Linked DNA regions of Homo sapiens: region 2 is linked to region 1. A link is a contact called in ENCODE Hi-C or POLR2A ChIA-PET data. All regions are on one chromosome and are shown on one strand. Each heading gives the region's core, a stretch centred on a gene start or an enhancer-like site at or near the end of the contact. The rest is flanking DNA. Distances are from core to core; before and after follow the strand shown. Region 1 holds the start of RADX (RPA1 related single stranded DNA binding protein, X-linked). Region 2 holds the start of PRPS1 (phosphoribosyl pyrophosphate synthetase 1).

What was found. Hi-C counts contacts between places; a loop is a spot of excess contacts on that map. ChIA-PET counts read pairs that join two places held with the same protein, here RNA polymerase II (POLR2A). Pooled maps may share reads with other maps.
Region 2: a loop to region 1 is called in a map of CD8-positive, alpha-beta T cell, with 9 times the contacts of the local background. The contact joins the promoter of PRPS1 here to the promoter of RADX in region 1. A Hi-C loop is called at or near these places in 2 of 168 maps with a recorded cell type or tissue (CD8-positive, alpha-beta T cell and naive thymus-derived CD4-positive, alpha-beta T cell), 2 of 37 single-sample maps with no recorded cell type and 9 of 50 pooled maps. POLR2A ChIA-PET finds 5 or more read pairs at or near these places in 1 of 52 experiments (CD4-positive, alpha-beta T cell).

The regions. Positions count from the first base shown.
Region 1 is chrX:106,609,901-106,614,523 of GRCh38, reverse strand. RADX (RPA1 related single stranded DNA binding protein, X-linked) reads right to left here and starts at 2,546. Exons shown (of 14, transcript NM_018015.6): 1 at 1,801-2,546. The coding sequence starts at 2,443. RefSeq lists enhancers at 1,982-2,321, 2,362-2,551.
Region 2 is chrX:107,626,074-107,630,696 of GRCh38, reverse strand. It overlaps PRPS1 (phosphoribosyl pyrophosphate synthetase 1), which reads right to left and starts at 2,187. Exons shown (of 7, transcript NM_002764.4): 1 at 1,947-2,187. The coding sequence starts at 2,068. RefSeq lists a silencer at 2,300-2,349.

The DNA.
Region 1 (4,623 bases), core at 1,297-3,796:
CCGTTCAACAGCAATGCTTGAACATAGTAAACAAAAATATGTGTACATTCTAATGATGCTTATCATTGTATGTAATACTAAAACACTAATAAGTGCCTAAAACTACAAATTACCTATTCACATGGGCATGATTATAGAAATTATGGCACACCCATGCTATGGAATATTGTATGTACAGATGTACATGAAAGATGCCTGAGATGTGTTCAGTGGAAATAGCAAATCACACAATGCGACATTAATTCCTTTTTTTTAAAAAAATACACAACAAACTGCTGACAATTTGAGATTTTTAGAAGAAAGGTGAAGGCACTAGGGAAGGTGAAAGAGGTCTTTCACTTCTCCCTAATATTTTATTATTAACAATTTGAAACATATAGCAAAACTGAATAAATTTTACAGTGAACATCAATATGCCCACTTCCTAGATTTTATCACTAACATTTTACTATACTTTGGTGGTATATTTCTAACACAATATACTTTCAAATATACAGATTGGGTTTTATTTTGGCATACAGACATTGCCTTTTGTATTATAAATATGGTTTTAATGAATGAATAGATATTACGACAAAATACATTTTACAAAGTATTAATCCCCTCAACTTTTCTTGTAGGGCACCAGTTTTTCATTTACATATTCAATTCTAAAAATTAAAGTGATCAACATTTAGAGTAGTAATGCACTACTGCCTTATTTCACACTTGAGATAAAATCACTCCATTTTTTCATCCCTGAAATAGCTATCTTGCTTTTTAAAATTTAGTTATTTAAAATATCCTTACCTACACATTTCTATAACATCTTTTTTCCTTACAACTGGATGTGACTATAATTGCATGGTTTTTGAGCTAGTTATTCTTTTACTTTCAAGTTTGTTGCTCTTACACGTCACAGTAAGATTATCCGTGATTTAGCATTGTGACAACATTGTAAAAGGGACTGAAAAGCAGTAATGTAGAAAATTATAGTCTTTCTCCTTCCAGTACTTTCTCTTATTTTATTTTTTGCATTTTATTTCTTTCCCCATTTCAAACGTGTTCATGCCTACAGTACTATCATTCCCCTTAATTTCATCTGTTAGAGAAAAAAAACGTATTTTAGAGCAGTTGCTGATGGCAAGCTAGTGTTTTCAAGCTAACTTCCTACTTCTGATACAGAAAAATTGAAGTTCCCAGATCAGTACTCTTTGTGGTGAGTAATAAGAAACAAGAAAATGAGAATGTCAAGCCTTCCCATAAAAATCACACCGTTAAAAGGTGATATTTACATAACTGTTACACGGCGTTTCAATCAATGTAAAGTATTAAGGAATACATCACGGAGCATCCTTTTTGAATGAAGATTAAAACATGCAAACCCGCAAATTTTTACAACCTTTATGCTAAATTCAAATCTATAAGCTCTTCAACCGACACAACGTACTATTTCCACAACTGGATTGGGAATAAAACTAAGATTAATTCCACCACAATCAAACATGTAACGAACGTATGAGGAATACTGACTCCCACATCAGTACGTTTGCCAGACTGAATTTTAAGATGTAGTCAAACACACTTCCTGAATTGGCCACTTTTGCAATCAAAGAAACAAACAAACAAAAAACACCAACAAAAACCACTGGCTGTGCAAATTTCATTGAGCATCCCTTGGTCATTTAAGAAAACTTGTCTACCTACCACTCCTGGCTTGTAATTAACAATACAAAAGCATTTTCATTTCCTTTCCCGTTCACGCAAGCTCCTGAAAACTATTTTTTTTAAAACCCTCTGCCGTTCTTTCCAAACACTTACCGCTAAAGTTGTGTTCCTCAGGTTGCTTGTCTGTTAACCAGATATCTCCATAGGGATCTTCGTTATTCCACAGCGCCAGGTAATGACTCTTCCCGCCTCTTAAAGGCCTCTCTGGTTTCTCCTGGTGCGCTCTATTTCTGAAGGGAGTTTCTAAAGAAATACTGTCTGAAGTCTCCCCACAGTGGACGTTATCTATGCACAGGATCCCCTGGCCTATCCTTTTCTCATTGTAAAGACATGAGACCCTGGAAATTCTCATTTGAATGCCAACTTTAAGAATATTTTGATATACGAGAGAGTTCAAGCTGGGGTCCAGGTAGCACTTCTCCTGGTACACCCCATCTGAGATCGTCACATCATAGCAATAAAGGGGAGGCTTGGGCACCGTGTCGCGTGGCTCATCCTCTAACAGGTACCTCTGGACGGCCAGCACAGTTACAGGCACCACCTCCGAGGGGGTGACACACTGGCGAGGTGAGTCCATAATCTGCTCAAGAACCTTTTGGATCCAGGACCTGGGCCCTTGGGAACCAGCTCTTCGGATCACCCCTCCCGGGACCCCAGCCCGATTCCTCTCAGGGTTCGGCCAATCTAGCCCTGCATGTGAGGGACCAGCCTCAGGCTGTCCTGACTCACCAGACATTGTTGGATAACTGCGTACCCGCTTCACTCCCAAAAGCTAGTTTGCCCCGTCCAAAGCGGAGAGAAATAAAACCGCGCGCTTTGGCGACGATCGCTACTCTGCCCCTGCTGACAGGCAAGACTCCGCCCCGTAGCGAGGCTGCAAAGACTTTACGCGTGCGCGCGCCAGCTCTCCCACCCCGCCCCTCGCTCCGAGCGCTTCCGACTCGAGACACTGTTACTAGGCAGTCACACGCGCGAGTTACGTAGCAGGTCGTCCGACCTTGTGCCCGCCGGGTTGCCGTCTGGGGGAGGGATGACAGGGGAAGGGGAGGGGGAATCGGTGGTTGTCATGGTTCTCAAAGAGGGAGGGGGAGAGCGCTTGTGGTCCCCTGGAAAGGAGGATGCCTAGAGGCAAGGGAAAAGAGAAAGTGGCAAGAATCAGGGTGCAGAGTCAAAGCTCAGGGATTTGGGGGTTTGGGCTTTGGGCCAGGAACAGAAAGTAATTTAGAGTTGGTTAACATATGTTAATGTTATAACATGGGTTTCCTGTAGTATGAACAAAACCAGATAATTTATGCAGAGCCTCCAGGACAGACTCTAGCACAAAAAGTCCTCAGTAAACATTAGCTGCTATTGCGATTAGCATTAGCATAATTATCTGTAGTGGCTCCCTGAGTGTAGGGTGGGTGAATTAGTGTTTAAGTGCAAATGAAAATAGAAAACTAGAACTGGCTTGTAAAGGGCTGCCTTTAGATTAGACTTCTTAAAATGCAGCTAGTTTTAATATAATACCTGGCCTAATATACATCTAGGGTAGAGATTTCAGAAACTTTGTTTAATGTTTGTTTGTTTAATGCAAGGCATATATCAGGAACGAATGTAAAGTGAAAAAGCTGATAAGAATAGTAAAAATTAAGGATAAAATATTTAATAGATGTACTTAGATCCAGTATACATAGAAGGGAGTAATTGTTCTAAGAATACTTTTTAAGATGGTTATGAGCTGATTTTGTTTATACTAATTTCCTTTGGCTCTCTATTTTATCATTCTTTATTCACTATTTATGAAGTCTCTATATGAGGTAGGCACTGTTTTAGGCCACTGGGGATAACTGTAGTCAGGGTCCTTCCCTCAAGTTTCTTCTCATTGCTTGGGCTAAAGAGCCCTGCCGTTATTAATACTTAACTAATTTACTCATTCTATACAGATTTCTTGAGTGTCTGGTCTGGGCAGGGTATAGCCTTGCTAGGGAGACCAAAAAACATAGTAAGGGGAAATAAAGTGGAGGGAACAGGAGTTAATATTTTATAAAAAGTATGATTACAGAAAGGTTCTCTAGTAAGAGACTGAACAGAACAGAGATGTGCAGGAAGTGAGGAAGTGAGCTATGTGGATATCTAGGGGAATGGCACTTGAATCAGAGAAAACAAGAAGAATAAATTCCATGAGACAGAAGCATACTTGATATTTTCAAGGAAATGCATAAGCCAATCAGCCGCAGTGGAGGGGCGAGGGGGAGAGTGGTAGGAGGTGAGGTCAGAGAGGTAGCAGGGTTTCTTCTATTATGAGCAAAGGAGTGACATGACACTTAGTCTTGAACCCCACTTCCTTCATGATGCCTCCCCTCACCAATTCAGTCTAGGATAATCTTTCTCTTCTCTGTATCACCTTGTATCACTCATTTGATACTTATCATCTAATACTTGCAGTTAAAAAAAAAAAACTTAATGTATGCGTAACTCAGAGTTTCTCAACATGGGCACTCTTGATTCTTTGGGCCAGAAAGTTTTTTGTTGTGGGCTGTCTTGTGCACTGTAGGATGCTTAGCAGCATCTCTGGCCTCTACCCATTAGATACCTGTAGCACCTCCCCCTCCAGTTGTGAGAACCAGAAATATCTCCAGACATTGCCAAATGTCCCCTGGGGTAGCAAAGTCGCTACAAGTTGGAACACCCGATTATGATCTGCATTAACTAGATCTTAAACTTTTCGAAAGCAGAAACTGATTTGTTCTTTCACTACTGCTATGCATAAAAGGCACTCAAATATTTTAAATAAGTAAAACATATAATTCCCAGTGCCTCTCTACCAAAGGGAATATACAAGTGTGGCTTTCCATAAACAAACAAATGCAATATACAAAAATCCAAATTTACCAAACATAAAATAAGTTGCCTGAGTGTAGGTACTTTGTTATG
Region 2 (4,623 bases), core at 938-3,437, 1.0 Mb before region 1:
AGAAAAGCTACTCTGCTCAAGAGAGCATCAACCAAGAGTCACCTGGGGGAGCAGTTATAGGGAGCAGTTACCATTTCTTCAGTATAGGAAAAACAAAGATAGGGGGAACTCCATAAAAAAAAATGTGATTATGTTCAATGAAGATTTCAGAATATCTAGGAAACAAGAAGCTAATGATTAAGCCAGAAACAAGAAAATCTAACCAGTCAGCAATTATCCATGTTGGACTTAATAGAAATCAATCAGTAGAAAACTAAGTTGTCCTCCCCCTCTCCTCTCCCAATATAGCCTCAGGTTCTGGGGTGCTGCATTATGCAGAGGGCAGAAGGATTAACACAAGGAGAAAATAAAGCTTTCATGCCTTCACATTTTTCCTAGACGCATAGGAAAAGGATTAAATATCCACAGGGGCCAAAGAAAACCTCTAAATGAAAAACATTCTTGTCCCCTAACTATATTGCCAATCACAAAGTCTAGTCCTGTTTTGTATTCTTTATTAAGGCCCATGAGCCATAATGGTTTGGAAAAATCTAAAGACAGCAGTTTGTAAGCCTCTTTTAACTAAGGTATTGCCTGGTTACAGATGGCAATGTTTACACTATCATTTGCATCACAATCAGTAGCACAATAATTCGGGAAGAAGCTGTCCATTATCGGTGACATTACTTTATCAGCTGGGTCTAAAAGAGATAAGGCGAGTTAAACTTGGAAATCAGTCCAAAGAAAGCAAAAAAGTAAGCAAAAACATTTAGGAAAAAATATTCGAAATATTCTTATCTGATTATTAGGTGAAAACTTTCCCCTTAACAAATCTGTAAGATTGTGGGCAGGGCTCTGATTTAATCGATAGGGTAACAATAAAATACAAATTACACCTATCAGAAACTAAAGATCCCACACTTAGGTGGAAGGGGCACTGAAATAATCAGGTAACCAAGTCATCTCTAAAACAGTCCCATGGTGCCGGTAGAGGGTGTAAGTCGGAGTCGAGGAAGCAAGTTTTACTGGCAAGGCAATGGAAAAAACGCAAGTTGCAATGCACTGTCCAATCCTAGTCTTCCACTACATTGCCTGTCCTCAATTATCTTTAACATTCAGGTATAAAATTGTTTCCTAAATTCCCTACACAGAGCTTAAAGAAGGAGCCAAGTCCAGGATGGACTCGGTTACTGAAAAATACGCTTTTGCATTATCTGTACCACTAGCTGCACTGGGGAAGGTCAAACATTCCAGAATTGAGATTTCCAAGATTTTTTGGATGGCTCAAGCTGAGATGCTGGCTATCAAGGATGCAGAGTCAACGCATCACTTTAACAAATCAACTAGATTTATGGCTCCAATTACTCAGGTAGATGATTCATAAGATGAGAAAAGCCAACGCTTGCTGATCTAAGGGAAGTCGTAATAATTTTGGCGCCTGCAGTATATAATGTCAGTTTCCCTCAACACCAAGCCGAACGGACCAACACCATTTCGAATCAAAAAGCTGCTTATTGGACTCTAGGAAAAGAAAGACCAGGAGAGCTCAGTACGCAGGTAGGCTCTCTAAATGCAAGCTAGTCTAAGAGCTGAAGCAACCCAGTCCAGCCTGGGTGGCTCAACAGCAAAGCCAAGCCACGTGTCCCTACCGCCCTGGCTAAGCGTCGGTCCCCTCTCGTCGCTCTATGCAGCCACTATCTATTGGGTCCCCCAGCCCTTGCCCTCAAACGCAGAAGCTTCGCCTCACACTCCATCTTTTGACTCCACCCCACCGCACGGTAAGAATGAACGTGACCCTCCCGCGAGAGGTAAAATAACGGAAACAGCCCGTGGGGTAGGCTAGTCACAGAGCTGCACCCTCTCCCCCCAACCCCCAGTCTGTTTGAGCTCAAGCGGCGACCCCATCCCTCCTATACTCTGCCGCCTGGGCAGGTGAGGTCTAGTCAGGGTCCCAACTTGGTCCTTACCAGGTCTCCTGGTTGCTGAATTTCTTAGTCACCACCTTGCCTAGCTCCAGGCCCAGGCGGTCAGCAATTTTCTGAGATAAGTCCTGGTGGGAGCTGCCGCTGAAGATTTTGATATTCGGCATCCTGGCCAACTACCCTAAGCACTCCACTAAGCGATCACGGCTGCTGCAGAGACCGGAACCGAAGTCGGCCACAGACTCAATACCAAGCGCTTTGCGTTGCTACTCCGCCATCTTACATTCCCGCCCGGCGCGCGGCTCTAAATTACCCAAAGCGGCGGAGGTGGGGTCAGCGGCGAAGTCCACACCCCGCTGGCAACGATTAGCTAAGAGGGAGCGAAGGGCGGGGTTTGGTCCTCGGTGTAGCTCTGCCTCCTTCCGATTCTCTCAGGTATTGGGTGAAGAGCATGAACGGGGGCGAGACTAACCCATAGCCCGGCCCCCTGTAGCTAGGCTGTTGGGGACAGGAGACGTTGGACTGGGGGTGGAGGGATGCTGGTGACGTCTGAGGCCAGATCGTTCCCGCTAGCGGGAAATCAACCATGCCTGCTTTTTTATTTCCCCTCCCTCAGCGCAGGAAAGTAAGTCTGGCTCTGGTTTACAGTTTCCTTTAAGAAAATCTGTTTATCAGGATGACAGCCACGAGTTTGCATGTTTCTGAACACATTTTTTATCTCTTTATAAGGATGGGGCTGAATTAAAACACTTTTACATCACAGACGTGCATGCAAGGAGTTTGCTTGCCCATTGTAATTGCAGTGTCGCCTTTGCCTGCAAGACAGTTTACATGGGGGAAGTGACTGAAGGCATGCCACCTGAATCATCCAAGAGACACTGCAAGAGAAAGTTGTTTTGTTTCTAGTGCTGGAACCAAGTATGTTGAAACAAGTGAAGGAAGATGGATTTTCCAAACTATCTGGACAATAAAGATCTAACTTTTATAGCCCTCGGAAAGGAAAGAAAGTATAGTGTTCTATGGGACTTCAGATAAAGAGCCCTGAAGGGATTTGAAAAAACCTGGGTTTTAGTCCTGTCTGCCTCATGTAAGCCTCAATGTCATCAGCTACATGTTGCTAATGTGGCCTTTTACACCATGTTTTATTATTTTTATAGCGATACTTGTTAATTGGACCTAAGTGAGCCTTTATTCTTGCACCATGTTTCCATTAAGCATATTTTAAGCATGGGTTAGGAGAAGATAAAAATCATACAATTCTGGAATCAAAAGTGACCATAGTGCTCATAACTACCAAATGTAAAAATAGAAGGGACCTCAGAGATCATATAGTCGTTTTACATATGATAAAACTGAGATGGAGGTGGGAGAGGGATTTATCTAAGTGGCAAAGGCAGAAAATACTCAAAGCAGCATCCTGTCTTTGTCTTACTGCTATTTTCAGCAGTGTCCATGGAGGACTTCTCCTTCTGACCTTTTTTGCACTTTTACAAGCTCAGAAATTTAATGTAGGCCCATGTATATAGGAATACTTGGAGAAGGAAGTAAACTGCAAGGCAGAATATTAGTAGTCTTCCATCATAGGCCATTCATCAAATATTTACTGAGTGTTCTATTGCATGCAAGGCAGTGTGCAAGGCGTTGAGGGGACTACAAAGTATTTGCCCCAAGGGATTCGTTCATTCAATAAATATTTAGTGAACATTCTTTATGTGCTAGGCCCTGTGTATTGGCACAAGAATACATTAGTAAACAATTAAAAATACCCTGCTGTCATGGAGTTTACATTCTCAAACAATAAACATGTAAATAAGCAAAATGCATAGTATGTCAAATGGCAATAAGTGTTGTGGAAAAAAAAATCAGGCAAGGAAAGTGGGATAATGTGCCAGAGTGTAGAGGAGAGGAGTACAATTTTAAGTAGGGTGGTCAGAGAAGACCTGTCTTGGAAGGTAACATTTGGGCAAAGACCTGAAGGAGGAAAAAAAAAACAAAAAAATGAGCCATGTTGATATCTCGATAAGCAAAGAGAACAGAAAGGGCAAATACCCTAAGGCAGATGTATCTCGCTTGTTTGAGGAATACCAATGCGGGACGAGTGTTGTGTGGTGGAGGTGGAATGTATCTATAAGAGAAAAGGAGGAAAGTGAGGTCAATGAGATAAGAGTGATTGGAGGCCGGCCAGGCACGGTAGCTCACGCCTGTAATCCCAGCACTCAGGGTGGCCGAGGTGGGCGGATCACTTGAGCTCAGGAGTTCAAGACCAGCCTGGGCAACGTGGCGAAACCTCGTCTCTACAAAAAATACAAAAATTAGCCAGGCGTGGTGGTGGGCACCTGTAGTCCCACTGAGGCAAGAGAATCACTTGAACTTGGGAGGCAGAGGTTGCAGCAGTGAGCGGAGATCGCACCACTGCACTCCAGCCTGGGCGACAGAGTGAGATTCTGTCTAAACAAAACAAAACAAAACAGTGATTGGGGGACTCAGGTGGGCACGATGGCTCATGTCTGTAATCCCAGTACTTTGGGAGGCCGAGGCGGGCGGATCACTCGAGCTCAGGATTTGCAGACCAGCCTGGGCAACATGGCAAAACCTTATCTCTACAAAAAATACAAAAATTAGCTGGGCATGGTGGCAAGCACCTGTAGTCCCAGCTTCTGGGGAGGCTGAAATGAGAGGATCACTTGAGCCTGGGAGGCAGAGATTGCAGTAAGCCGAGATC